4 separate regions of the Homo sapiens genome follow, and all the other regions are linked to region 1. Evidence: chromatin contacts called from ENCODE Hi-C or POLR2A ChIA-PET data. All regions are on one chromosome and are shown on one strand. Each heading gives the region's core, a stretch centred on a gene start or an enhancer-like site at or near the end of the contact. The rest is flanking DNA. Distances are from core to core; before and after follow the strand shown.

Region 1 (2,957 bases), core at 206-2,705:
AGTATTTAGTGCTAAAGGGACACAATGTCTCCAGCATGCTCTAAAGTGTTTTTTTGGGGAAAAATATGTATATATACACACACACATATGCACATATGCACACACATATGCGCACACACACACACACACACATGCACACGCAAACAGAGAAAGAGAGAAAGCAAACACCAGGGAGGAAATGAGGCAAAACATCAACAGTGAATATATCTGGTGGAAGGTTATGCAGAGTTCCTTGTACAATTCTTGTAATTTTTTTCCTAGGTTAAAATCATATCAAAATAGAAACTCAAAAAAATGATTTTTGGAACTAGATAGTGGGTGATTGTGCAATATTATAAATGTACTAAATGAAATGTCTACTTTAACATGCTTAATTTTATGTTATGTGAATTTTACCTCAGTAAGAATAAAAATAATAACGACAGTCCCAAGAGACTCTCCATAATTCCAGGGGTCACAGTTGCCTGGACTCAAAATGGGGACAAGTGAGAGGCATAAAGTGTTAGATGGCAAACCATCAGCATGCCCAGTGGCCACAAGGCAGCCTCCCTAAAACAGGGGTCAACTTTTTGTCCTGAGAACCGTCTCTGAAACTACTCCAAGGTAGTACTCCAGGCTAAGTCACCGAGAAGGAGGATGCCCGCCTCATCCCTGCAGGGTGGGGTTACACCACACCTGCCCTCTCTGTGGGCTACTCTTCACATTTTAATTAAATCATCGGGCATTTCCTGAGGCAGCTCTGTCTTGTATTTGCAGATTGGATGGCCTTTGAGCGTCCTTGTATAAGCCAAGACTTTTGACAGAAATGCAATCCTAGTTACAGAAACAAGAGGCCAATTTATATGAAACTGAACTGGGAGATACATATAAAGACCATTAAACACAGGACATAATACCACATTCCACAAGTAAAGAAATTCTCAATAAATATTTGTCAAAAAAAGAAAGCAGGAATGTATTGCAGTCCTCATATCACAGATGAGTATGTGATGCTCAGAGAGGTTAAGTATTTTGCCCAGGGTCACACAGCTAGTAAGTGCCTAAACTGAGGTTTGATTGCAGGTCAGCTGACTAAAGTCAGTACTTTGAACAATGGCCTCTGATTACTACCATGTTTCTTTGAGAAAATATGGTGTAACTTATGGTTGCAACAGGCATTGCTGATTACTGCATCCCTAGCAAAGGAAATAGTTATTTTCTCAGTAGAGAAAAGAACACAGAATACACATAAAACTCCTGCTTAGAAAGTACCAAATATTTCAAATGTGTATGCCAACATATAAGCTGTATTTCCTCCCTCCAATTGCCCCCCTCTCAAATAAGAAAAAAAAAATTAAAAACACATTTACATCCGTTTTGCCCAAACTTGGATCAGGCTTGGAAGGTAAGAGGTGACCAGCTAAGGCATGGGGTTTGGTGTGGGCTTCCCACCGCCCCGAGGCTCCTAAGTCCAAAGGCATGGGAAGGTGCTGCCCCCTGGTGACGACATGAGGTAATCAGCTCAGCACAGTGAAAACTAGAGCTTCACATCCTCTCAGAGTTTGGTAACATCGGTAGAGTTTTATACACCGGCAGATACGGTAGGGCAGATTCTAAGCAATCACTCAGTGTAACAATCACAATCCCACCCCATTCACTTGCACTTAAATGTGCTCTTGAGGCAGGGAGAGAAAATGGCAGCAGAACAGCTCTCAGCACATATAAGGTGGAAAAAGGCTAAAAATGACAACATAGGAAGATCATGAGTGCTCTTGTGCTCTACTTTTTTTTTTTTTTTTTTTTTTTTTTGAGACGGAGTCTCGCTTGGTTGCCCACGCTGGAGTGCAATGGCACGATCGGTCTCGCTCTCCTTCTTTCTCTCTTTCTCTCTCTCTCTCCCTCCCCCTCCTCTCTCTCTTCTCTCTCCCTTGACAAGCGCTTTTTCATTTGCATTCCTGAGTTCTCTTAACCTTTTACTTAGAGAGGTGCAGTATGGTTTAGAGTAAATAAATTTAAAAAGCCAAGAGGCTTGGGAATGATACAATTATCACTGAATTCTGGTGTCCCTTCTTACCCCGTGTGAGACTCTGGGCAGGTTACTTAACCTCAGTATAGTATTTTTAGATATAAAACCAGGGACAAAACATCTATTTCACCAGTTAGCTGCAAGAAGAGTGTGTCAAACATGGTGGAGGGGCCCTCATAGGTGGTAAGTATACAAACAATGTTTAGTTCCTCTTTCCCTCTAGGCTGGCACTCCATAAGGATGGCTCATACCTTTGCTATGCTCTTCTTTTTTTTCCTGGAGAAACCCTATAAAAATGTCAAAAAGGACTAACACACGGAAGCTAGGTTTGAAATGCAGAGACCAGCTTGCATGGAGTCAAAGTGATTGGTGTGTTGATACACTAGAACAATTTTAAATGGAAATAGTTTAGGAGCAGACATCCTAAAAACTGCCCAGAAGGCCTAATGAAGGAAGAGAAGCTGCTGAAGAGGAGGACGATCTGGCACAGAAGGAGAAGGAGGAAGGAGGAGGAAGAACAGGTCTATCGAGAGTGAGCAACACGTTCATTTTCACAGCAACTAAATACATCAAACAAAAATAAACCCCGGCTGTAAAGAAACATAGTAAACATTCTGCCAGTGTATGTGGTAAATAACATTGTTTCAGTAATTAGTGCCATTTTTTATACACTGCCCCTAAAGTATTTACAATAAGGATGTGACAATGAGGAGGAAGAGGCAGGGGGAGAAGAGGAGGGAACCAGAGCCCCAAAGCTTTATTTGTTCGTGCACTACACATGAATCCAACTTTTATCAGGGGAAGAGATAAGAAAGGCCTAGAAAAGCTGACCTCCTGTTACTCAGGACCCAGAAGAGAGAGAGAGAAATAGGGAGGTAAACTGGAATTTTCTCTATAAAGCACAACAGCACAGATGTGCTCACAGCAGGACAGAAGTAGCAGGAAAGAGGGA
Region 2 (2,992 bases), core at 133-2,632, 430 kb before region 1:
GGTCAGGGCTGCAGCAAGGACCTGGTTGGGGCCAAAACTTTGGGGAGGGTTACGGGGCTGAGATGGAGCCCAGAGATCAACTGCAAATGCGCCAGCTACAGATTTCAGCTCCAGAGGTCAGCATGGTATAGGGGCCATCCACATGTAGTCCTTTCCAGGACACCAAAGGACTACGGAATCAAATACGTAGAGTTAGAGTCCATTCCTCCTCACTTCCCTGGACTCCCCGATTTCCCCACACCCAGAGGTCATCTTGAAAAGGAAGGGGTAGGGAGATCTGGAAGATCAAGCATTGATGCACAAGCAGCCTGGCCACCCCCAAAAGCAGACTCCAACCCACAGAAACAGAGGTATTACTAACTGGTGAGTTTGAAGTGTAACTGCCCTGCACATCATGCACAGGAAGAACAGAAAATTCCTAATAAGGAAGCAACCTCTTATGAAACTGAGCAAGCAAGCTGGCAGCGTGTGCAGCCCAGTACACGTGGCAACAATGATAAGGATGGAGCGGTCCGGAGTGGGGGTGACCCAGCCCTTGCCTGCCAGTGGGATCTCTTAGTCAGGCTTGTGAGTGACCTCAGGCTGAAGGGCTAAGGGCCATGGCAGAAGCCTGACAGGAGAGGCAGGGAGCACAGAGCCAAGAGAGGCTAGTTTAGGGAGTAGGGACGGCTTCCCAAGGGGGTTGGTGCAGTTAGTGGGACCAGGGAACACGCTCACCTTTTATAGGGAGTGAGGCTCTCCTGGGTCATGAAACTGAGCTACAGAAGCCTGGCGCCTTTCTCAGGCTCTTCTGGTTGTAAGTTACAGAAAGCCATGGGAGCCAACTTGAGCAAATGCAATGGATGGGGCACTGCAGAGGCTCATGGAATCAGAGAACAGAGACTGCAGGACCTAGGGAAGGCACAGGACTGGACCGGGGGACACAGTAAAGAGCCCAGGAAGGGTGTCATTTCTACTTTCCTCTGAGCCTCTACTTCATCCTCCCTTTGGCTTTGGACTGTCTTGCCTCGTTTTTTGTTGGGAAGGCCAACAGCTCCTGAGCTTACGTGTTGCAGGGCCAAGTTTCTCTCTGTCTCAGTTGAAATTTGCCATGAAGGGACTGGTTTGCCTCCTGTACACCCATCAATTCCACCAGGAGCAAGGGAGGACAAGGGAACAAAACAGCTTTCAAAACAACATTGTGGATGGGAGAGAAGCGGGGAGGTACGAATAAGGGGTCTAGGCTTCACCCTAGGCTGCCAGGAAGGATCAGTCACTCTCCCCAGTAAATTAAGGAAAGTCCAGAAAGAAGAGAGAGTGATTTCGGGAAGCAGTAGGGGTGGACAGAAGAGGTACCCTCCTCCCCCTTGGACTTGGAAAAACAGAGCCAGCACTCTCCTGGCCATGAGTCAGAAAGTGGAGCTGTAGGGGGTGGCTGCAGAACCACAGGGTACATTTTTTCACTCTTTCATTATGTCACCTTAAAGAAATTAAGTAAAACTGCCAGTAAGGAAAAAAGAAAGCTAATAGTGGGGATATTGCTCAAAGGCAGAAAATTAGTTAAACATTACATTGGGGTTTCACAACAGGTTGGTGTACTGATTTTCTCACAGCTCCTTAATGAGTCTTGGAAAAAAAGATATAATTTTAATGTGGTCTTGATTGCTTTATTCTCAGGTCAGCCTGAGAATTTTCTCATGACGTTAATTATTCATTTTTGTAAGAAGCCTGCATAAATAAAAGTACAAGTACCGGGTGTCCAGTGTGGCATTTCAGGAGCTTGGAGAAAGAGGATAGAGAAGGTGAGAGCTGGGGGAAAATTGAGAGGTGGCCAGAAAGAGAGGCTTTGGTCATTTCCAGAGTCATGGAGTTGCAGAGAACTAGCTTTAGGCATTGCATGTAATTTAATGTTCTTCAATGTCCTGTAGCCTAAGACCACCTGGAACACACCTGTAGTCAACAAAGTTAGGCTGATTAACGCCACAGCAAGGGAAACTGCACGCTGTGGGGAAGCTTGAGGCATCTCAAAAGGGTGGATTAAGACAAGGGCACCCAATAAAGCTTTGGGGGCTGGAGTTAGTCACAGGATGGTGTTGGCAGGATTTCATCAGATTCTGTAAACTGGGGAGTTTCTGGAAAAGTAAGTGGTCTTATCTTTGGGATTCACAAGTCTGTGTGGAGTTACTGACAGGTCAATTTCTCTATGGTCTTATCTGGGAACAAATGGGCCTGAAAGAGCTGGTGTTTCAAGGTTTGAACTTAGATCGTCTGTGATGCCCACCACGGTGTGGTCGGGAGAAATTGGCCTGCTTCGAAACTGAGGCTTATGTTTTGAAAATTGTGGTTTCTGTTTTCATTCTCGGTCCCTGTCATCTCTCTGCCAACATGAACCCCAGTCTGCCAGTCTACCTTTTTCATTTACTCACTATTTTTCTATCCCATCGTTATGGTTATTCTACTGACATGCTACATGTAACATAAAGAGCCCTACAGCTGCATAACCTCCTGAGAGAGGGCTTCTTTAGTTTGCAATGGAGAACTGGAGATGGTGCTCATTCACAGATATCTAACACTCGGTAAGTCATCTTGTTTGACCACTCCCTCCTCACAGGTCTGTGCCTTAACTGTGCATGTGAAATATTATATATCTTAGATTTAAGAAACAATTTGGCTCAACAAATGACAGTATCAGGGAGCTATTATGAGTTCTAAGAACTACTGTCCTCCTGCTATAGGTCCAGACAAGACTTTAGCATGGCAGGCTGCCTCCTAGGGCTGGGTAGTCAAGAAGGGCTGATAGTGGGTGAGCTAGTCAAGAAGCGCAGCAAAATGATGGTGAAATACCACTTCATACTTACTAGGATGGCTACTATTAAAAAAGAACACACACACAGAAAATAACAGATGTGGGCAAGCATGTGGAGAGATTGGAACCCTTGGACACTGTTGGTGGGAATGTAAAATGGTGCAGCTATAATGGAAAACAATACGGTGGAACTTCTAAAAAATAAAA
Region 3 (3,024 bases), core at 185-2,684, 330 kb before region 1:
TGGTCCAGAAAGTTCCCTTTTTCATGGATTGGATCTTGTAACCCATAAGAAAAAAATAATATGACTTTGTTTGCTGCCTTTGACCTAACACTTACTGTTTTATCATGATGATGGGTAGATTAATAACTGCTCCTGATAGCAAGTACATGTTAATAACATCGAAGCTTAATGATCAAGGAATTAACAGCTTGACACAGGTGTGAGTGCTCTGATGGGAAGAAGGAACCCCTGTGAATGCAAAGGACTTTTTTCCTGCAATGCATGCAGTGCTCTGGACCATATCATCTCAACCCAGGTCAATCTGTAATTGCACATCCTGATGACGGTAAAGAGAAATGACCTGGATGCTTCCACAGCTTGTGCTGTGAGGCCAGAGTGGCTGGTGCTGTGCCACGCTTAATACTGCATGCTTGGACCCTTCTGACATCCCTCCCAGTGCTGGGAGTTTACAATCCTGATAATGCCTCCAGTGCAAATGACTTAAGAAACATCCTTCGCTGGGCTCTGACCTATAATTTATTAACCCACGGTTAGATTTATTTAGTTCTGGCTTATTTCAGGTCTGTGGGTATGCATTCTTTTCATTGCTAAATGTGCTCCCTCAAAGTTGTGATGTCTTTAATTAGACCCATTCTATAAATTATATCATGGTAAGAAAGAAAAAAGAGAAAGTCATGGTCAAGAGACAGCAATGTAAAAGGAATAGATATTTTCATACAGTGGGTCTGATTTTCTCAGTGAGTCGAGATGGTCTTCTTAGAAGTAACATTCTCCACTGATGCTCAGAGCCTATGGTGACCTAGCAATGGTGGAGGGTTTCCCACAGCAGTGTTTTTCAAACCAATGTACATAAACATCACCCAATTCAGCAGGTCTAGGGTGGAGCTGAAGAGCTGGCATCTCCAACAAGCTCCCAGGTGATGCTGATGACTGAGTAGCAAGAACCTAAGTTACTAAATCAAAACACCAGCTCCCCAAATCATCACAATCCATTTTATTCCACAGCATGTTTAAGGGAATGTTATTTTCAGGAAGATGTTTGGGATTAAAATAATTAAAAAAAAACTGGAAATTCACACATTTATGTATCTCTTCTTTTCATTAAATATATATCTGTTTGGCAAAAAATGTTAGACTCTTTTGTACAAAAACAAAGCAAAAAAAAAAAAAAAAACTAACCCAAAACTCTTGCAAATTGTAAATACCAGTAATAATTACAATGATGTAAACTTGGATGTCTGACAGCTTGACCATCCTGTGGAACTTGAGTTGCAGCAGGACCTCCCAGGAGAAGGTAACACCAAACGCTTGGATAGCAACAGTCCGTCCTAGAGGCATTTAGGTTTAGTCTATTAGAGATGGAGCGAGACTACTGATTTCACCATTTGTGCTTTCAGCTAAGAGGCTGGGAGCGTGGGTGGAAATGAAGAAGGCAGTTCTGGCCTGGGGCAGGGAGAGGAAACCCCAGACTAGCTGGTGAGGAGGGAAGATTTGTCACGATCACAGTGCAGACGCAAAGTGGGCATGGGACCTGTGGACTGTTTGGGAAATTTATGCTAGGGAGGATCACGAGGAGGCTGCGGCTGCTGCTCTTGGGACCAAAGAGGAACAGAGCAAGGCAAAAGCAGGGAGAGAGGTGGGAGGAGATTTGAGCGCAGATCTTAATTCAAGTGTAACTGGTGGTGCGAGATGATTCTAGAGAGAGGGGAAAGGAGGATGTGGGGTTTGGTCTTCTCATCAAATAGCTAGGCCATTTCCTCCAGACAGGGGCCTTGGGGCACTGCCCTTGGTCTGGTGGGCAAGTTTTTGGGCAGTCTGGGGCTGCTGGCTTTCCTGCCCAAGGGAAGGAAGGGCATGCCTGCAGAGGGCTAGGATGGAAGGGCCCTTTGGCCTTCTTACTGGCAGTGGGCTTTGCTCTTGTCCCACCAGTGGACTGCAGCCATGGGAAGTGACCTGAAGCAGTGGAGCCGAGGAACAGAATCAGGGCGGTGAGCAAGATGCCAGCTAGGGGCTGAAAGTTGCCAGGGCTAGAGGTGATGCTGAAGGGAATGTGGACCCACAGCTTCCCTTTACCAAAGGACGGTTCCAAGGCGTGGGTGTGTTTTCATTCCTCTCTCCTGTTAGCTAGGTGTTCCAGTTTTGGAAGGGGCATGTCTGGGCCCGGCCACTTCAGTTACAGTCATAGACGAAGTCATAGTTGCTGGGCTCCTTGGGAATCGGCGGAGGTGCGTCAGGGATCTGGATGTTTTCCAGGTCCAGGAGGCGGAGCTTGATTTCCATGCTGAGCAGGGTGTCCAGGTCATTCCGCGTCAGGTCGCTCATCATGTCCTTCCCGAGTAGCGCATTCAGTCCATCCGTCCAGATACAGTACTGGCAGGAAGGGAGGCAACAGCGATCATTACTGGTGGCAATTACAGAAGTATTAATAGTAAAAATAGCTAACAGTGAATACTCATCCCTCAGTAGGCTGTGCGCTAAGGGCTCTGCCTACTTCGTCATTTCATATTTGGCGACATCTCAATATAAAGTCGATACTTCTGTTATCTCTGTTTTATAGGTGAAGGAACTGAGGTACAGAGAAGTGACTCAGTATTATGTAGACCGGGTGGGATTTGAACCCAGGCAATCTGACTCCAGTGCCTGTGCTCTTCTTTGCAAAGAATGCTTCTCTGTAACAGCTGAGGATTGGAGTTCTCCATGACTTGCAATGTAACACCTAGGTGGGAGTCTATGACTTTTAGGTACTGGTGGAATCTACCGAACAGCCCTGGACTCAACATCAGGTGAAGCAGGTTTCTTTGCTGACTCCAGTCATGGCTCCTAGTCTAGTAGCTCATCTCGGCCTGTCCTGTCTGATCCTAGCATTCACAATGACAGCCCTGTCCCACCCTGGAGCCAATGGCCAATGGCAGTCCCACCTTGGTGTTTCTCAGCTAAAGGGCTAGGAAATAGGCTTATGCTGCCCAGTGTCTGGCAGCCAAAATGGTTAAAATTATTGGGCAATCTTAATGGGAGGAGGGTTGG
Region 4 (2,957 bases), core at 423-2,922, 490 kb before region 1:
CTGTGTAATTTCTAATAATAGAAATTCATTTCTCATAGTTTTGGAGGCTGGGAAATTTAAAATCAAGGCGCCAGCTGATTTGGTGTCTGGTGAGGGCTTGCTCTCTCCTTCATAGATGGCACCTTCTGCTGCATCCTCAAGTGGCTGAAGGGGCAGAAGTGCTGGAGCATTGTGTCCTCCCACGGCTTTGATGGGCCCCTGGTGAATAGAATATGATCTTTGTTCACAGGAAGCTCACAATGAACTTCCAAAAATCACATGAACTGGATGGTAAATACCAGTCAAAAGCTAGGGAAGATGTGATTTTGGAGAGACCATAACAGGCAGGAGAAGAGCTGGTGAGAGAAGAGGCACTCCCAAGAGAGAAAAAAGACTCGGTGGCCTGAAACAGCCTGGTATATTTCTCCATATGTTTCTCACTTTAATTAGCAGCAACTTTTCTCACTAATACCTAAAATAATATTCTTGCAATCAATGGCATAATAGACTTGATGAGATGCAAGAATTGAAAACCAACAATAGTTTGGTGCAGCAGGAATAGTGGGTGATCGTAGGGCATAAGGTGACCTTTCCTTGGAATTCGTCCTTGAGGAGTCTCCATTCCTATGACCCCAGTGATCATAAACCTTGGATGCTGTTTCCTTTCCCTGAAAATTCAACTCCATCATTAGCATTTGTTTTAATCCGTGGCTTAGAAGGATAAATGCAAAGCGAATGGGGCAGCTTGAAACCAGCCTGCTTCTTTGTACTTACACATATGGGCTTTTCTTCTGAATTTCACTCAGAGAAATCCCATCAAGGACTCTTATGACAGTTGTGGCTTCTCAGCACTGCTGGCTAAAATTGGAAAATCATTAGCTAGATAAAAAGAAGCAAAAAAAATTATCTGTCTCTGAACACTGGGTGAGTCTTACCGCTATCGTCACTTTGCCCAGTGAAGAGTTATGATGATCAAAAGGACCCTGCAGGAAAGGCCATAATGGGGTTTGAAATCATGAACACCCAGGTTGGGCTCAGCTCTGATCTGGAGTCCTGCTCATTCAGCCATCTCCGCCTGTCTCCAGTGGGCTCACCTCCCCTTCCAGTTGAATTGTTAATTTCAGGTGTGCAGTGAGATGTGTTCTGAATCCTTTAGCAGCAAAAATGGAGAAACTGACTTTTCTACAGTTTCTAATAAGAGGTTTCGCTTCCTTGACAGGCTAACGAATGTTTTTCCTGGGAGAGATGCACGGGCAGAGTAATTCCTCCCATTACAGACTATTCTCTGGCTGCTAATAAAAGACCTGGCTCTGTTAAAGTGAATTTGTCAGAGTTGCTGTTCATTTAGGAAGTGAGAAGAGGGGGCGAGAGCTATGCATTTTGCTCAGTGGTCACCATCTGAAATCTCACATATGGAAAATCTCTTCTCACCTGGTATCTGAAAATAATGAGTACAATAGAAACAGACACTCCTGGTAGCACAGGAAAAGAAGCAAATGGGCCCGAATAAAAACAGCTGCCAGAGGGATCACATCTGGCCACATACCTCAGGTAGACTGCAGACTGGGCCAAGGAATCCTTTTGATGTGAAACAGGCTCTTGAAACTCTAATTATAATCATATCTGTGCTGGCTGGAAATACAGCCAACTGCAGAGAGTGGTCTATTAGATTTCCCATTTGTCTGAAACCCACACTTTGCTGAAAAGCCTTGAAAGCACCTGGCAGTTGTCAGAGCCACAGTCAGCATGACTATACTTCCTTTTTGACCCTGAGTAGAAGCATGAATAATTCATCACATTGCTAGAGTGTACCTTACGGTTTTCAAAATGTTTTTTGCATATATTATTATCTCATTCAAACTTCACAACAACTCATAGATCTACGAATTATTACTCTCATTTTACAGATGAGCACATGGAGGCTGAGTGGATAAGTACCTTGCCAAGTATACAGCTAGTAACAGGGGAAATTGAGACTTGAACACAATATTTGGTGAAAAGAAAAGAAGAAAGAAAGGTGTAAAAATAATCACCTAAAATGTATCTTACTGCTGGCCTTGTTTCCCTAAGATGCTAGTTACTCAGAGAGCATGGCACACAACGCCGGTGTGAATCTCATTGCACCTTACCCTTTCTTTCTTCTGCTTCCTCATCTTAGAGTCTGGACATGGATAGAGAGAGACAAAGGAGGAGAAAGAGAATGGAAAGGAGGAAAAGGAAGGCTACCTAAGGTGCTCTGGTATAGTAGAGAGTAGAAGAATTGGGAGGTCAGAGAGACCTGGACTCAAATACCCCTTCTATTACTTATGAATTGGTGCATTTGGTAGGATTTTGGCACCCATGGAATGGAATAACAATGCCCCTTGTTTGGTATATTGGAAACAGCCACATAGTTTTTGCACTTCCTCCCATGAAGTGATGGTGTCTATATCCCAGCCCTTTGAATCTGGCCTTGTGACTTGCTTTGACCAGTATGTGAAGGAAGGGACAGTGTGTCAGATTGTAACTGAGTCCTCCAACAGCTTTTCAGCTTCCACTTTTGCCCTCTTTGACACTGCAGCTGTGAGCCTGAGCCAACCTGCTGGAAAGGCCCCATGACGGAAAACCGAGGTGCTTCAGCCAGCAGATCACCTAGATCATTCCAGATCACCCTGTCCCTGCCATTTCATCATCTACCAGCTGAGCGCAGCTGCAGGAGTGAGCCCCAGGAGACCAACTGAAGAATTATCCAACTGTGCCCAGCTCACAGAATATCTTGGGCTCATAAATGATGGTTGTGTAAGTGTGGGGTGGTTTGTAATACAGCAAAGGCTATCTGTACATCTGGCAAAAGTGTCATGAGGCTTACGTGATACCACACATAAAATGCACATGGTGCCTGGCATGGAGCAGGCATTTAGCAAACATTAGTTCCTCTCCCGTCTACTAAGGCCACCACAGGGAAGACACATCTTCTCCACGAACTCTTTGAAAAATAA

Evidence for each region. Hi-C counts contacts between places; a loop is a spot of excess contacts on that map. ChIA-PET counts read pairs that join two places held with the same protein, here RNA polymerase II (POLR2A). Pooled maps may share reads with other maps.
Region 2: a loop to region 1 is called in a pooled map, with 2.5 times the contacts of the local background. The contact joins two enhancer-like sites. A Hi-C loop is called at or near these places in 1 of 37 single-sample maps with no recorded cell type and 4 of 50 pooled maps. POLR2A ChIA-PET finds 5 or more read pairs at or near these places in 2 of 52 experiments (PC-9 and T-cell).
Region 3: a pooled map shows a loop between it and region 1 (2.2-fold over the local background). The contact joins two enhancer-like sites. A Hi-C loop is called at or near these places in 2 of 50 pooled maps. POLR2A ChIA-PET finds 5 or more read pairs at or near these places in 2 of 52 experiments (activated CD4-positive, alpha-beta T cell and activated naive CD4-positive, alpha-beta T cell).
Region 4: a pooled map shows a loop between it and region 1 (3-fold over the local background). The contact joins two enhancer-like sites. A Hi-C loop is called at or near these places in 13 of 168 maps with a recorded cell type or tissue (CD4-positive, alpha-beta T cell, CD8-positive, alpha-beta T cell, Calu3 and 6 more), 6 of 37 single-sample maps with no recorded cell type and 17 of 50 pooled maps. POLR2A ChIA-PET finds 5 or more read pairs at or near these places in 3 of 52 experiments (CD4-positive, alpha-beta T cell, CD8-positive, alpha-beta memory T cell and activated T-cell).

What each region holds. Positions count from the first base shown.
Region 1 is chr7:37,180,701-37,183,657 of GRCh38, forward strand. All of the region lies in intron 13 of ELMO1 (engulfment and cell motility 1), which reads right to left. Among named protein-coding and RNA genes, the nearest start is that of ELMO1-AS1, 180 kb to the left of the region's middle. Within about 2 kb of position 1,456, at least 2 of the 41 ENCODE cell types and tissues checked have a DNase peak (open chromatin) inside an H3K27ac peak, as active enhancers do.
Region 2 is chr7:36,746,054-36,749,045 of GRCh38, forward strand. No RefSeq gene overlaps it. Among named protein-coding and RNA genes, the nearest start is that of AOAH, 23 kb to the left of the region's middle. Within about 2 kb of position 1,383, at least 4 of the 41 ENCODE cell types and tissues checked have a DNase peak (open chromatin) inside an H3K27ac peak, as active enhancers do.
Region 3 is chr7:36,853,382-36,856,405 of GRCh38, forward strand. ELMO1 (engulfment and cell motility 1) reads right to left here. Exons shown (of 22, transcript NM_014800.11): 22 at 1-2,370. The coding sequence ends at 2,170. Among named protein-coding and RNA genes, the nearest start is that of MIR1200, 65 kb to the right of the region's middle. RefSeq lists an enhancer at 1,307-1,808. Within about 2 kb of position 1,435, at least 2 of the 41 ENCODE cell types and tissues checked have a DNase peak (open chromatin) inside an H3K27ac peak, as active enhancers do.
Region 4 is chr7:36,689,344-36,692,300 of GRCh38, forward strand. All of the region lies in intron 1 of AOAH (acyloxyacyl hydrolase), which reads right to left. Among named protein-coding and RNA genes, the nearest start is that of AOAH, 34 kb to the right of the region's middle. Within about 2 kb of position 1,673, at least 2 of the 41 ENCODE cell types and tissues checked have a DNase peak (open chromatin) inside an H3K27ac peak, as active enhancers do.